2 separate regions of the Homo sapiens genome follow, and region 2 is linked to region 1. A link is an interaction called in ENCODE POLR2A ChIA-PET data of the cell type or tissue named here. Cell type or tissue: PC-9. All regions are shown on one strand. Links, peaks and the distances in the headings refer to the core of each region. The heading gives the core; the rest is flanking DNA.

The links. Peaks named below come from ENCODE experiments on the same cell type or tissue, not always from the same donor. Only the 100,000 strongest peaks of a DNase experiment are listed, where the experiment ranks them.
Region 2: POLR2A ChIA-PET joins it to region 1 with 7 read pairs; 3 of 35 experiments call an interaction of 5 or more read pairs at or near these places.

What each region holds. Positions count from the first base shown.
Region 1 is chr10:31,957,625-31,965,108 of GRCh38, reverse strand. The region is part of intron 2 of LOC107984219 (a long non-coding RNA gene); the gene reads right to left. Among named protein-coding and RNA genes, the nearest start is that of ARHGAP12, 33 kb to the right of the region's middle. In PC-9, for the core only: no CTCF peak of the experiment used is centred there; DNase peaks (open chromatin) are centred at 1,338, 2,148 and 3,188; H3K4me3 peaks cover 1,691 bases; H3K27ac peaks cover 3,734 bases.
Region 2 is chr10:32,009,739-32,017,222 of GRCh38, reverse strand. It overlaps KIF5B (kinesin family member 5B), which reads left to right. Exons shown (of 26, transcript NM_004521.3): 24 at 1-80; 25 at 1,564-1,714; 26 at 5,707-7,484. The coding sequence ends at 1,694. The region is part of intron 2 of LOC107984219 (a long non-coding RNA gene); the gene reads right to left. Among named protein-coding and RNA genes, the nearest start is that of KIF5B, 43 kb to the left of the region's middle. In PC-9, for the core only: no CTCF peak of the experiment used is centred there; no DNase peak of the experiment used is centred there.

The sequences.
Region 1 (7,484 bases), core at 1,093-5,092:
TCTGCCAGGCACTGTTCAAAACAAATTATTTAATCCTCAAACAACCCTATAAGATAGGTAATTTTATTATTTCTATTTTAAAGATGAGGAGCTGTGGCCAGAGAGGTTGCATAACTTGCTCAAGGACATTCAGCTAATAAGTGGTAAAATTTAGATAAGAGCCACAGTCTGGCTCCAGGGTCCATGTGCATAAGATTATATGATTGTAAAACAATAGCTAGATCAAAAACACAGACATTGGGCTAAAAGCTTTAATAAATTCTCAATATTATTCCTCAAGTTACAAATTCATCTTAAATGTATTTTTCAGGTACGATTTTTTTTTCTGTGTAAATCAAGTCAACAACAGGAATAACGAGTACTTACATAGATGACATTTACTCACTGCTTGGAGAGGAAATCCTGGATTTACTCTGTCGCCCAGGCTGGGGTGCAGTGGCGCAATCTCGGCTCACTGCAAACTCCGCCTACCAGGTTCAAGCAATTTCCCGCCTCAGCCTTCTGAGTATCCAGGATTACAGGCATCCGCCACCATACCTGGCTAATTTTTGTATTTTTAGTAGAGACAGGGTTTCACCCCGTTGCCCAGACTGGTCTCAAACTCCTGGGCTAAAGTGATCTGCCCGCCTTGGCCTCCCAAAGTGCTGGGATTATAGGCATGAGCCACCACACGTGGCCCAGCTCCAGAATTTCTGCTTGAGTCTTTTAAATTATCTCAATCTCTTTGTTAAATTAATCTGATAGAATTCTGAATCCCTTCTCTGGGTTACCTTGAATTTCTTTGAGTTTCCTCAAAACAGTTATTTTGAATTCTTTGTCTGGAAGGTCATATATCTGTTTCTCCAGGATTGGCCCCTGGTGTCTTATTTCATTCACTTGGTGAGGGCCTATTTTCCTGGATTGTCTTAATACTTTCAGATGTTTGTTTGTGTCTGGGCATTGCAGAATTAGGTATTTATTGCAGTCTTCACTGTCTGAGCTTGTTTGTACCCGTGCTTCTTGGGAAGGCTTTCCAGATAATTGAAAGAACTTGGGTGCTGTGATCTAAGCTGTATCTGCTTTAGGGACAATATAAGTTCAGTAACACTATGATTCTTGCAGACTTGTAGAGTTACTACCTGATGTTCTTGGATAAGATTTACCAGGCAGAGACTCTTGTTCTCTCCCTTTACTTTCTCCCAGACAAGCAGAGTGTCTCTCTATTCTGAGCCATCTGAAGCTTGGGGTGGACTAATACAAGCACCTCTGTGGCCATCAGGTATGACTGTGCTGGATTAGAGCTAAAGCCAGCACAGCACTGAGTCTTTCCTAAGGCCTGCTGTAACCATTCCGTGGCTATGGCCTATGTTCACTCACAGCCTGGGGCTCTACAATCAGCATGTGGGAAAGCCAGCCAGGCCTGTGTCTCTCCCTTCAGAGTGGCAAGTTCCCCCAGTCCCCAGGCAGGTCTAGATGCCATCCAGGAGCTAAGGAGTAGAGTCAAAAACCTCAGAAGTCTACCTGGTGTTCTACTGTATTGCAACTGAACTGACACTCAAACCACAAGATGCAGTCCTTCCCACTCTTCCCTCCCCTTTCCAATAGGAGAGGAGCCTCACCCCACGGCCAGTGCCACCACAGGCCCACAAGGAGTACTGCCAGACTACTGCTGATGTTCCCTTATGGTTCAAGGGCTCTTCAATCAGCATATGGTGAATGCTGCCTGGCCTGGGACTCACCCTTCAGACCAGTGAACTCCCGTCTGGCCCCAGGCAGGTCCAGAAATGCTGTCCAAGAGGCAAGTTCTGGAATCAGGGACTCCAAGAGCCTGCTTGTTGCTCTATCCCTCTGCGGCCAACCTGGTACCTAAGGTGCAAGACAAAGTCCTCTTTACTTTCCCCTCTGCTTCTCTAAAGCAGAAGGAGTCTCATCTCATAGCCATCACAGCTAGGAATGTGCTGAGGTTTACCTGAAGCTAGCAAGTCTCAGAGTCCCACCAAAGGCCCCTGACATACTGTTACAGTACATAGCTAGTGAGGCATGAGCAGAGCAGGAGAGGGCACTCCCCTGATAGGAATGTCAGGTGACTATCAGGTGTTGGGAGGCAGTTGTCACACTGTCTCTCTAAAATAGTAATTGGTCACAGCGAGCACCAGGGAAAGGCAGTCTCCCAATAGATAGAAACACTTGAAACTGGTGATCAGCAGATTCCCAATAAGATCTCAGGAGTTCAGTGGGTGGGCTCAAGCATGCATATTAAGAGGCAAAATATCAGAGATGAACTGGTATATGACTTTCCAGGGACATTCCACTAGTAAGGGAAGAATGTCTCAAGTGAGCATGTGTACAACTCCACTACACACTGCACATGCTCATTTCCCAAGTGCTTGCAGGCCACTGCACATGTGGACAGCCCACCCCAAGGGAAGAATAAGGGGAAAAGGAACGTAAGACCCCAAAAGTACACCAATGTATAAAACCCCAAGTCAAAAGGTCAAACTGTGTACTTGTCTTTCAAGTTGCCTGCTTGGCCCTCTTTCAAGTGTATTTCCTTCCTTTTGTTCCTGCTCTAAAGCTTTTTCATAAACTTTCACTCCTGCTCTAAAACTTGCCCCAGTCTCTCCTTCTGCCTTCTGCCCCTCAGTCAAATCCTTTCTTTTGGCCGGGTGTGGTGGTTCACGTCTGTAATCCCAGCACTTTGGGAGGCCAAGGCAGGTGGATCACCCGAGGTCAGGAGTTTGAGACCAGCCTGGCCAACATGGTGAAAGCCTGTCTCTATTAAAAATACAAAAATTAGCTAGGCATGGTGATGGGTGCCTGTAATCTCAGCTACTTGGGAGGCTGAGGCAGGAGAATCGCTTGAACCTGGGAGGCAGAGGTTGCAGGGAGCCAAGATCATGCCACTGCACTACAGCCTGGGTGACAGAGCAAAACTCTATCTAAAAAAAAAAAAAAAAAAAAAAAATTATAATTCTTTCTTCTGAGGAGGCAAGAACTGAGGCTGCTGCAGACCCATAAGGATTTGCCGCCAGTAACACGATTTGGTGCCATGACTGGGATACATTCTGCTACTAACATATTTTGGTGCCAATTGATTCTGATAACTTCCACTGCTCACATACTTTGATGCTGCATGACTCAGATACGTTCCCTTGTGGTAAGACATCTCTATGCCCTGCCTTCTCTGCCTGGAGGCATTCAACCTCCGTACACAATTTTCTTCTTCCTTTTTCTCTCGTGCTTACTAACCAAACCCCAGAACAATTCCTCTTGGCCATATGTGACTCTGTTCCCCTGGGCTGATTGCTCAGCTCACCCTGATTGGTGGCTCACAGGGGTGGGAAGTACCTTGAGGTTCACGCTGAGGCACTAATGGCTTTCCTGGACAAGGGGCTCACAAGAGTGGTAGGGCTAAAGCCTAAAACTGTACAATGTCAGGTTTCTTCTTCTTTTTCAGCTAAAATTTACTAAGAACCCTCACTGCCTATTCTTCTTTTTTTTATGTGTGTGTGTGTTTTGAAATGGCCTTGTGCACCTGCTGGACCATCTGCCTTGGGGGCAAGTCTGCCTCTTTGCTTTCACTTCACATGCCACATGACTTCTTAAACACACACTCCCTGTTATTTGTGTGCCCGTGGCTTTTACTGTGTTTGCATGGCAGCAAAGACACGAGCTCCCTTGCAGATATCCCGAGATTTATACTTGTTCTTACCCTACCAGCTTCCACGACTCTAACCCTTTCCCTGTCTGCTGGCACATGGCCAGGACAGACATTAATTGGAACTCCAGCTCTGCCAGCTCCTTGACTTACCACATGCTTTTTGTTCCTGTTATGTCCCAGGGCCAAGTTTTCCAGTGGGTTTTGAAGTAGTCTGTCCACCTGCATAGGGCCTCACTCTGACGCTTTAAGGATCCCACCTATTGGCTTTTTTGAGTTAGCACTCCACTGAGAGGAAAAGATATTCTTCCTTTGCCATTTGCAAGTTCTTACCCCAAGCCCCAAGTCCTCCGGAGATTACTACTTTACATCAAGAGGGCAAATAAATGGGGCCAGGCGCGGTGGCTCACACCTGTAATCCCAGCACTTTGGGAGGCTGAGGCTGGCAGATCACGAGGTCAGGAGTTCGGGACCAGCCTGGCCAACATGGTGAAACCCTGTCTCTACTAAAAATACAAAAATTAGCCATGTGTAGTGGTGCACACCTGTAATTCCAGCTATTTGGGAGGCTGAGGCAGAAGAACTGCTTGAACCCGGGAGGCGGAGGTTGCAGTGAGCCAAGATCACACCACTGCACTCCAGTCTGGGCGACAGAGCAAGACTCTGTCTCAAAACAAAACAAAACAAAAAACAAAACAGGAGGGCAAATAAATGTTAGGGCTGCTATTTTTGCAAGCATATGAAGGCTTTCCATGAGTATTCCTCTCACTTCCTCCTGTAGCTTCCATTCTCTAATTACTTCTACACCCTTCTCAACGTGCTTCAAGGTCATATTTAAAAGGGAGTCGGGAGGGAAGAACATGGGAAATGGGAATCTGAGAAAAGAGAAAATCACATTTTTTGCTAGAATGCTCCAAATGCGAGTCACTGTAAGGTCATGGAGACAAGGACATAGGTGAGCCAAAGGCTGCAGGGGCAAGAGCCCCATAGGACAGAGATGAAGGTTGGTCCCAGGCTAACAGATTACTGTTAGAACAGAGATGAAAGCAAGGTTAGGGTTACATGGCAAGATCGGTTATTCCAGAACCCCAAGGATGAACAGGGGGCCCACGGTTCACTCTAGTATCTCCTCTCTTCTCAAGTAGGTAATTGTGACAAGATGGAACCAAGGCTACTTGGTAGGACCGGTTCATTCTGGAACCCTAAGGACCACGTGGGATGCCTCATTCAGGATAATAGGAAAGTAGACGAAAAGCCTTCTTTTTCCTCTTTCCCTTTTTTTCTCCTCTGTTCTCTCTTCACAAACGGGTAATTGCATCTCCATACCAGAAGACACACCCCTTGGATGCATCCCCCAAACTGGGAAAAGTTTGATTCCCACCAACCTTGACACAAAAAACTAGTTTTCCTTTGTAATACTGTTTGGCCTAAAAAGGAACTGGGAGGAAATTGCAAAAGTCAGCCTTCGAACCAGTGACCCTGTGCAGGAGGGTCTAAAAATGAACTGGGAGGAAATTACAAAAGTTAGCCTTGGAACTAGTGACCTTGTGCAGAAGGTCCTCAGATTAGCCTTCTCAGTCTTTTATAACTGAGAGTAGAATAAGGAGAAGAGGGCTAAGGCAAAGGAGAAATGCAGGGATCAGAGGCAGGCTCAACTATTGGTTGCTTTACAAGCTCTTCCAGCTCCCTCCAGGTTACTACCATTATCACAGGGAGCTAGGCCACTGGAAGGCAAACTGCCCAATGGGACAAATGGGAAAAAGCTGCACATGGCATGCCCCCTCTGCCACATGCTCAGCCAGTGTAATGGGACTGCCCTGAGGGCCAAAGGGCCTTGGGACAGGATCGCAAACCTTGATGGCCTTGAGCTGAAGGGGCTCTTTCCTCTGGCTGGCTTCCAAATCAGACATAGTCATCAACAGAACAAAGCCAAGGGCAACTCTTGAGATGGCAAGTACAATTATAAATTTCCCTTTTGGGTTCAAGAGCTGCCTACTCTGTGCTAATCTCCTTCTCTGAGCAACTCTCCTCCAAATCCTGTTGGGTAATGGGGACAAATGGCACCTCCTCCCTCCAAAAGAAAAGATTCATACCCTTCATATTACTTAAAGAACCAATTACCATTCTCCCACCAGTCCCTGGTAATGTCTAATGTTTCCCACCCCACACCTCACTGAGGCAAAAATATACTTTCCAAGATGGTGCTTACTTAATATTTACCTGACCTCTGAATTCATCTTTCTCTAATAGCTCTATTTCTTCTGGTAAAGCTAACTAAAGCTTTAACCAATAACTTCAACCTGGACAGTCCTACCTCAGGGGTTTAGAAATAGCCCACACTTCTTTGGACACGCCCTAGGAAGAAATCTAACTGAGCAATCTCTTGAGAAAGAATAACTTCTACAGTATGTAGATAACCTCTGTATTTGCTCCCCCTTCACACGACTCATAGCAACATGCAGTACAAATCATAGTTTCCTAAAAGATGGAAAATTACTTGTCTAATACAAAAGTTATAAAGGTGAAAAGGTATTTCTGGTAAGGAATGTTAAAAAGAAGAGATTTTATCTGAGAAAGGATCTCAAGTGGTAAATTCTTGTCCTAAAGTAAAATAACTGGTTATTTAAAAAGAAGGATGTTGGCCAGGTATGGTGGCTCACACTTGTAATCTCAGCACTTTGAGAGGCTGAGGCGGATGGATCACCTGAGGCAGGAGTTTGAGACCAGCCTGGCCAACATGGTGAAACCCCGTCTCTAATAAAAATACAAAAAATTGTTTTAAGTTAGATAGGATAAAGCTAAAGGTTTGAGCAAGTTGTGGAAGGTCTGTGAAAGATTAATCTTGTCAAAGAAGATCTGTGTGTGAATACATTAGCTAAAATTAAAGGGGCATTATTCAATTTATTCATAAATTGAACATTGGAATAAAGACACAACACAGTTTTCTTAGAGTATTATTCTGCTCTTTAACAGAACATTCTAAAGGGTTATAAAAAGTTTATAAAAATTTTTACCTTCGTTTGGCACAGTGGCTCATGCCTGTAACACCAGCACTTTGGGAGGCCGAAGCAGGTGGATCACCTGAGGCTGGGAGTTTGAGACTAGCCTGTCCAACATGGTGAAATCCCATCTCTACCAAAAATACAAAAATTAGCTGGGTGTGGTGGCACACGCCTGTAGTCCCAACTACTCAGGAGGCTGAGGCGGGAGAATTGCTTGAACCCGGGAGGCAGAAGTTGCAGTGAGCCAAGATCATACCACTGCACTGCAGCCTGGGCTGCAGAGTGAGACTCTGTCTCAAAAACAAAACAAACAAACAACAACAACAAAAATTTTACCTTATGGTTAAACTGATTAAGACTGAATAGAATGGGAGGCTGAGGTGGGTGGATCACAAGGTCAAGAGATCGAGACCATCCTGGCTAACATAGTGGAACCCTGTCTCTATTAAAAATACAAAAAATTAGCTGGGCGTGGTGGCATGTGCCTGTAATCCCAGCTACTCAGGAGGCTGAAGCAGGAGAATCACTTGAACCCAGGAGGTGGAGGTTGAGCACAACTTGCTCGTACTTTTAGCTTTATCCTATCTATTTCCACTTGAACCCGGGAGGCAGAGGTTGCGGTGAGCCGAGATCACGCCAGCCTGGGTGACAGAGCGAGACTCGGTCTCAAAAAAAAGACAAAAACAGAAAAAAAAGGCTGGGCGCGGTGGCTCACATCTGTAATCCCAGCACTTTGGGAGGCCAAGACCAGCGGATCACGAGGTCAGGAGCTCGAGACCAGCCTAACCAACATGGTGACACCCCATCTCTACTAAAAATACAAAAATTAGCCACGCATGGTGGCA
Region 2 (7,484 bases), core at 1,848-5,847, 51 kb before region 1:
CTATCAGCAAGAAGTAGATCGCATAAAGGAAGCAGTCAGGTCAAAGAATATGGCCAGAAGAGGGCATTCTGCACAGATTGGTTAGTAGAACACATTAAAACCTTTAAACCTTGCTCAATTTGAATGCTTTCATTTAGTGGAAAACGTAATCCGAATTTTATGTGTTGTCATGGTGCATCTGTCTCTATTTTCTAACTTAGCAGAGTGGCACTGTTGGGAAAGAGGAATAATCACATTAGCAGAAAAAGAAGATAAATGAGAACTAGAGAAGCAAGCAAGAATGGTCATGGAATGGAGAAACTATATAGAGCAATATTATTAAAGCCAAGAGAATTGCAAGAAAATAAGCCATCAGCAATGATTTAACGTTTAAGAATAATCATTGGTGGCTGGGCGCAGCGGCTCACGCCTGTAATCCCAACACTTTGGGAGGTCGAGGCGGGTGGATCACCTGAGGTCAGAAGTTCGAGACCAGCCTAACATGGTGAAACCCTGTCTCTACTAAATAAAAAAAATTAGCCAGGCATGGTGGTGAACGCCTGTAACCCAGCAACTTGGGAGGCTGAGGCAGGAGAATCGCTGGAACCTGGGAAGTGGAGATTGCAATGAGCCGAGATTGCAATGAGCCAAGATTGCACCATTGCACTCCGGCCTGGGTGACGAGCGAGACTCCATCTCAAAAAACAAACAAACAAACAAACAAAAATTGGTGCAGGAAGTGTTTTTTTTGTGTTTTATTTATTTATTTATTTTTTGCTTGTTTTTTGAGATGGAGTTTCACTCTTGTTGCACAGGCTGGAGTGCAATGGCGTGATCTCGGCTCACTGCAACCTCTGCCTCCTGGGTTCAAGCGATTCTCCTGCCTCAGCCTCCCTAGTAGCTGGGATTGAAGGTGCAAGCCACCATGCCCAGCTAATTTTGTATTTTTAGTAGAGACAGGGTTTCTCCTTGTTGGTCAGGCTGGTCTCGTACTCCTGACCTCAGATGATCCACCTGCCTCGGCCTCCCAAAGTGCTGGGATTACAGGCATGAGCCACTGCCCAGCCATTTTTTTTGTTTGTTTGTTTGCTTGTTTTTTATGACACAGGGTCTTGCTTGTCACCCATGCTAGACTGCAGTGGTGCAATTATGGCTCACTGCAGCCCCAGCCTCCCAGGGTCATGCAATCCTCCCACCTCAGCCTTCCAAGTAGCTGGGACTACAGGTGCACGCCACCACACCTAGCTAATTTTTTTATATTCTGTAGAGACAGGGTTTTGCCTTATTGCCTAGTCTGGTCTTGAATTCCTGGACCCAAATGATCCACCCACCTCAGGCTCTCAAAGTGCTGGGATTACACAGGTATGAGCCACTACGCCTGGCCAGGAAGATTTTTAAAGGCTAAGAATTGTATAGGTCCTAGAGAAAAGGATGTTACAGAAAAGAAAAAGTGATGGAGAAACAAAAAGGCAAAGAAAAACAAAACATTTGGGAATTTGTTGTGAATAAGAGAAGAAACCTTAACAGTCATTGCAGTCACATCTTAAACTTTATTCTAAAGTCTGTCTTTATTTTTCATATTAGCTAAACCTATTCGTCCCGGGCAACATCCAGCAGCTTCTCCAACTCACCCAAGTGCAATTCGTGGAGGAGGTGCATTTGTTCAGAACAGCCAGCCAGTGGCAGTGCGAGGTGGAGGAGGCAAACAAGTGTAATCGTTTATACATACCCACAGGTTTGTTATTTATATCTGGCTTTTCATATCTGTTTGTGGAAAATTGGTTGTTAAATAGGTTTTTTGGTTTTAAAAAATTCTCACATTAGTGTTATGATTTTTTTAACTTAAGCATTATAAAAGTAATTTAGTTTGATCTTTTTGTGTAGTTTAGATCATACTATATATTCAAATTTGTGGTCTTAATTGTTTTGAAATCTAGCATTGGACCATTTGTAATAGCTTTTGATACTGTGTCTAATGGATGTACCATGGTTTATAAACATTCCTTTCCTTTTGGCTAGACATGTAATTATATTAATTTTTTCCATAATTGAAATTTTCAAAAACCAAAATTTTCATATATGAAATTTGAAACATCTTTTTTTTTTTTTCTTTTTCTTTTTGAGATGGAATCTCACTCTTGTCGCCCAGCCTGGAGTGCAATGGCGTGATCTCAGCTCACTGCAACCTCTGGCTCCTGGGTTCAAGCGATACCCCTGCCTCAGCCTCCCAAACTGGGATTACAGGCGCCTGCCACCATGCCTGGCTAATTTTTGTGTTTTTAGTAGAGACGAGGGGTTTCACCATGTTGGTCAGGCTGGTCTCAAACTCCTGACTTCAGGCGATCTGCCCGCCTCGGCCTCCCAAAGTGCTGGAATTAGAGGCGTGAGCCACCGCGCCCGACCTGAAACATCTCCTTGTATTCCCTAACCTGTTAGAGATTATTTCCAGAAGGTTCCCAGAAATGCAATTACAAGGAAATATGAACATTTTTAAGGCTCTTGCTACATATTAACACATTGGTTTCTAGAAAGACTGCACCAAATTGCTTATGAGCCCAGCTTACTAACAGATTTCTGAGTTTTATTTATAATTATATAAGTAATATCTGTTCTTTGTAGGGCATAAAACAGTCACAAATTAGAAAAAATCTAGAGATACTACACAATATACTATCTCTCTCTCTCTCTCTCTCTTTCTGGAGCTTTCTGTATTAGTTTTTAAATTTAAAAGTTTAAACTGTTGATAACTATTGTAATAGACTCCACTTATTCTACTACATATGCTGCTTCGGAGCCTGCTTTTTTTTCCGGCCCCCTGCCCCCACAAACCCCACACCCCCCTGCCCCACTCCGAGACGGAGCCTCGTTCTTGTTGCCCAGGCTGACATGCAGTGGGGTGATCTTGGCTCACCGCAACCTCTGCTTCCCAGGTTGAAGCGATTCTCCTGCCTCAGCCTCCCAAGTAGCTGGGATTACAGGCGTGCACCACCACACCGGCTAATTTTGTATTTTGTAGCCTGCTTTTTAAACTTAGCAATATATTCGGAACACTTTCTTCTACAACGTGATTGGTTAGTGGTTGCCTAATAATTGGTCATATAGCAGCAACTCTGATTGTAACTAACTCTTCAGGAAGTCCCTGATGTGTGTATGTGCTTTGGAAATAAAAAATACTAGATAATTATGAAATGATCAGCTGTTTCTGACAAATACTAAAGCTAGTTTATTTTAATGTTGCTTGTTTATACTTCGACATTTTGCATAATACTGGCTCTAAGTTGAGTAGAGAATTAAGAAATATTCTGAAGGATTCACATTTCTAGCAATTTTAAACGTTTTGTTCACACAATGTAGGATTTAAAACAGTGGTAGAGTGAAAAGAACAGGGACTATGGAGTTCCATCCAAGTTGGAATCCTGACTACTTTTATGAACTTGAGCAGATAAACTTTTTAATAGTTTTTTTCTCATTCTGACTTGTTTTACAGTACTTCATAAAAATTATGGATTTATTGCTTAACTATTTAATGAATCTCTAAAATAACATTTTTCTACATAGCCACAATATTATCACACCCAGTAAGATTATATTTTTAATATTATTTAATACCATTCCATATTCAGATTTTTCCAATTTCTTTTTCACTATCCTGTACAGCTGGTTTGTCTAAACCAGAGTACAATTCAGGACTGCTGTTTGCGTTTAGTTTTATCCCTTAAATCTCTTCTGATCTTGAATGAGCACCCTCTTTAGTGATATTGACTTACTGAGTAGGCCCAGTTATCTTGAGGGTATAACACCTGTGTCTGATTGTTTTTATGTGTAGTCACCTTGTTCTCCCTCTATTTCTATGCAAAAGCATTGATTAGACTCAGCATAAACATTTTTGACAAAGTTATGTCATAGATAATATGTACTTAATATCAGTAGACATACAATAGCTGGTTTTCATGATAATTAGAGATAACTCCTGTGTTTTTCCCCTTTGGACTCATAGCAGTTTTATTAGTAAAATGGAAGTCATTCTTAAGAATTACATGAGTTGGCCGGGAGCAGTGGCTCACACCTGTAATCCCAGCACTTGGGAGGCTGAGGTGGGTGGGTCACCTCAGGTCAGGAGTTCGAGACCAGCCTGACCAACACGGAGAAACCCTGCCTCTACTAAAAATACAAAATCAGCAGGGCGTGGTGGCACATGCCTGTAATCCCAGCTACTCGGGAGGCTGGGGCAGGAGAATCGCTTGAACCCAGGAGGCGGAGTTTGCAGTGATCCGAGATCGTGGCATTGCACTCCAGCCTGGGCAACAAGAGCAAAACTCCGTCTCAAAAAAAAAAAAAAAAAAATTACATGAGTTAAGATGTTACCCAGCACACAGTATTCAGTAGATGCAAGCCTTTTCCTACCTTTCTGGAAGTGGGAGCTGGGCAAGGGGATTTTCAAAGCATAGATAGAAAGTTTATCCTTTTTGGATATTGTCCTCACATTAAAATTCATATGTCAACTTTAAACTTACCTCATTGTAGAGAGAGGACAGACCATACTTTTGTTAACTATTGCTGATAGCAGTAAAGTGACACCAGGTTAGCACATAAGGGAGGGAGCTAACCCAGCCAAACTAGGTTTTCAAGACTTGAAAGTTATGATGTAAAAATACAATTATTTACAGGTTTGTTTTGATGCTGGTCCAAAGATAGTGGTTCTTAGTTTTCAAACTCTTATAATCTATCTTAAACCATGATTGGGGAGTATATGATTCACTTAAGTGATAAATTGTTTAAATGTTAAATAATTTGCACTGGAGTGCAGTGGCAGGATCTCGGCTCACTGCAACCTCTGCTTCCCGGGTTCAAGCAGTTCTCCCTGCCTCACCCTCCCGAGTAGCTGGGATTACAGGCGCCCACTACCACGCCCGCCTAAGGTTTTTGTATTTTTACTAGAGACGGGGTTTTGCCATGTTGGCCAGGCTGGTATTGAACTCCTGACCGCAGGTGATCTGCCTCCCTCAGCCTCCCAAAGTGCTCAGATTACAGGTGTGAGCCACTGTGCCCGGCGAGAAATTTTTTTAATGTTAAGAAAAACATTTCAAGTCACTGTGTTTATTTTTGGAAAGGATGACATTTATAATACTGATACTTTTAGTTCCCAGTTTTACATGACTAGTCTTCTGCCTTGCATAGTACTTTAAATAGGTTGCTTTTCTAAATGCATAGGTAAGTAGGCAGTTTAATACTACTAGAATTATTTATTTCACTGTTACTTTTCCTACTGTATACACCTCTTGTTTATCCCTATTCCTCTCCCCCTTTTTTTTTTAAAGCTTCTATGTATATAACTAGTAGTTGCTGGTTAGTGTTCCTTGGTTTAAGAAGGTCACTGACCACTGTCTGCTGGTTAAAAGATTAGCCGTCTTTTTCTTTTTTAAACAAATACAATTCATAAATCAGCTTACCCATAGCTTTATTTGGGAGAATAAAAACAAAGGGAGGGCTGACCTCCCTTTAAACATTACTGCTTCTAAACAGTTCTACTTAGGTAGTATATAAAAGGAAACCAAATCATTTAATATTGCCATCCTTCTAATTTTGGGGAAAGTAGCCACAGATGTTGGCTAAAATGTTTATAATAAACTGTTGGCATATTTTATTTTGTTTTATTCTTCATGATTATCTCAAACACCAATTTTGTAAAACTAAACATATTTACTCTATGCTTTCTCCCATTTTTAGGTGTTAAAAAGTAATCGAAGTACGAAGAGGACATGGTATCAAGCAGTCATTCAATGACTATAACCTCTACTCCCTTGGGATTGTAGAATTATAACTTTTAAAAAAAATGTATAAATTATACCTGGCCTGTACAGCTGTTTCCTACCTACTCTTCTTGTAAACTCTGCTGCTTCCCAACACAACTAGAGTGCAATTTTGGCATCTTAGGAGGGAAAAAGGACAGTTTACAACTGTGGCCCTATTTATTACACAGTTTGTCTATCGTGTCTTAAATTTAGTCTTTACTGTGCCAAGCTAACTGTACCTTATAGGACTGTACTTTTTGTATTTTTTGTGTATGTTTATTTTTTAATCTCAGTTTAAATTACCTAGCTGCTACTGCTTCTTGTTTTTCTTTTCCTATTAAAACGTCTTCCTTTTTTTTTCTTAAGAGAAAATGGAACATTTAGGTTAAATGTCTTTAAATTTTACCACTTAACAACACTACATGCCCATAAAATATATCCAGTCAGTACTGTATTTTAAAATCCCTTGAAATGATGATATCAGGGTTAAAATTACTTGTATTGTTTCTGAAGTTTGCTCCTGAAAACTACTGTTTGAGCACTGAAACGTTACAAATGCCTAATAGGCATTTGAGACTGAGCAAGGCTACTTGTTATCTCATGAAATGCCTGTTGCCGAGTTATTTTGAATAGAAATATTTTAAAGTATCAAAAGCAGATCTTAGTTTAAGGGAGTTTGGAAAAGGAATTATATTTCTCTTTTTCCTGATTCTGTACTCAACAAGTCTTGATGGAATTAAAATACTCTGCTTTATTCTGGTGAGCCTGCTAGCTAATATAAGTATTGGACAGGTAATAATTTGTCATCTTTAATATTAGTAAAATGAATTAAGATATTATAGGATTAAACATAATTTTATACGGTTAGTACTTTATTGGCCGACCTAAATTTATAGCGTGTGGAAATTGAGAAAAATGAAGAAACAGGACAGATATATGATGAATTAAAAATATATATAGGTCAATTTTGGTCTGAAATCCCTGAGGTGTTTTTAACCTGCTACACTAATTTGTACACTAATTTATTTCTTTAGTCTAGAAATAGTAAATTGTTTGCAAGTCACTAATAATCATTAGATAAATTATTTTCTTGGCCATAGCCGATAATTTTGTAATCAGTACTAAGTGTATACGTATTTTTGCCACTTTTTCCTCAGATGATTAAAGTAAGTCAACAGCTTATTTTAGGAAACTGTAAAAGTAATAGGGAAAGAGATTTCACTATTTGCTTCATCAGTGGTAGGGGGGCGGTGACTGCAACTGTGTTAGCAGAAATTCACAGAGAATGGGGATTTAAGGTTAGCAGAGAAACTTGGAAAGTTCTGTGTTAGGATCTTGCTGGCAGAATTAACTTTTTGCAAAAGTTTTATACACAGATATTTGTATTAAATTTGGAGCCATAGTCAGAAGACTCAGATCATAATTGGCTTATTTTTCTATTTCCGTAACTATTGTAATTTCCACTTTTGTAATAATTTTGATTTAAAATATAAATTTATTTATTTATTTTTTTAATAGTCAAAAATCTTTGCTGTTGTAGTCTGCAACCTCTAAAATGATTGTGTTGCTTTTAGGATTGATCAGAAGAAACACTCCAAAAATTGAGATGAAATGTTGGTGCAGCCAGTTATAAGTAATATAGTTAACAAGCAAAAAAAGTGCTGCCACCTTTTATGATGATTTTCTAAATGGAGAAACATTTGGCTGCATCCA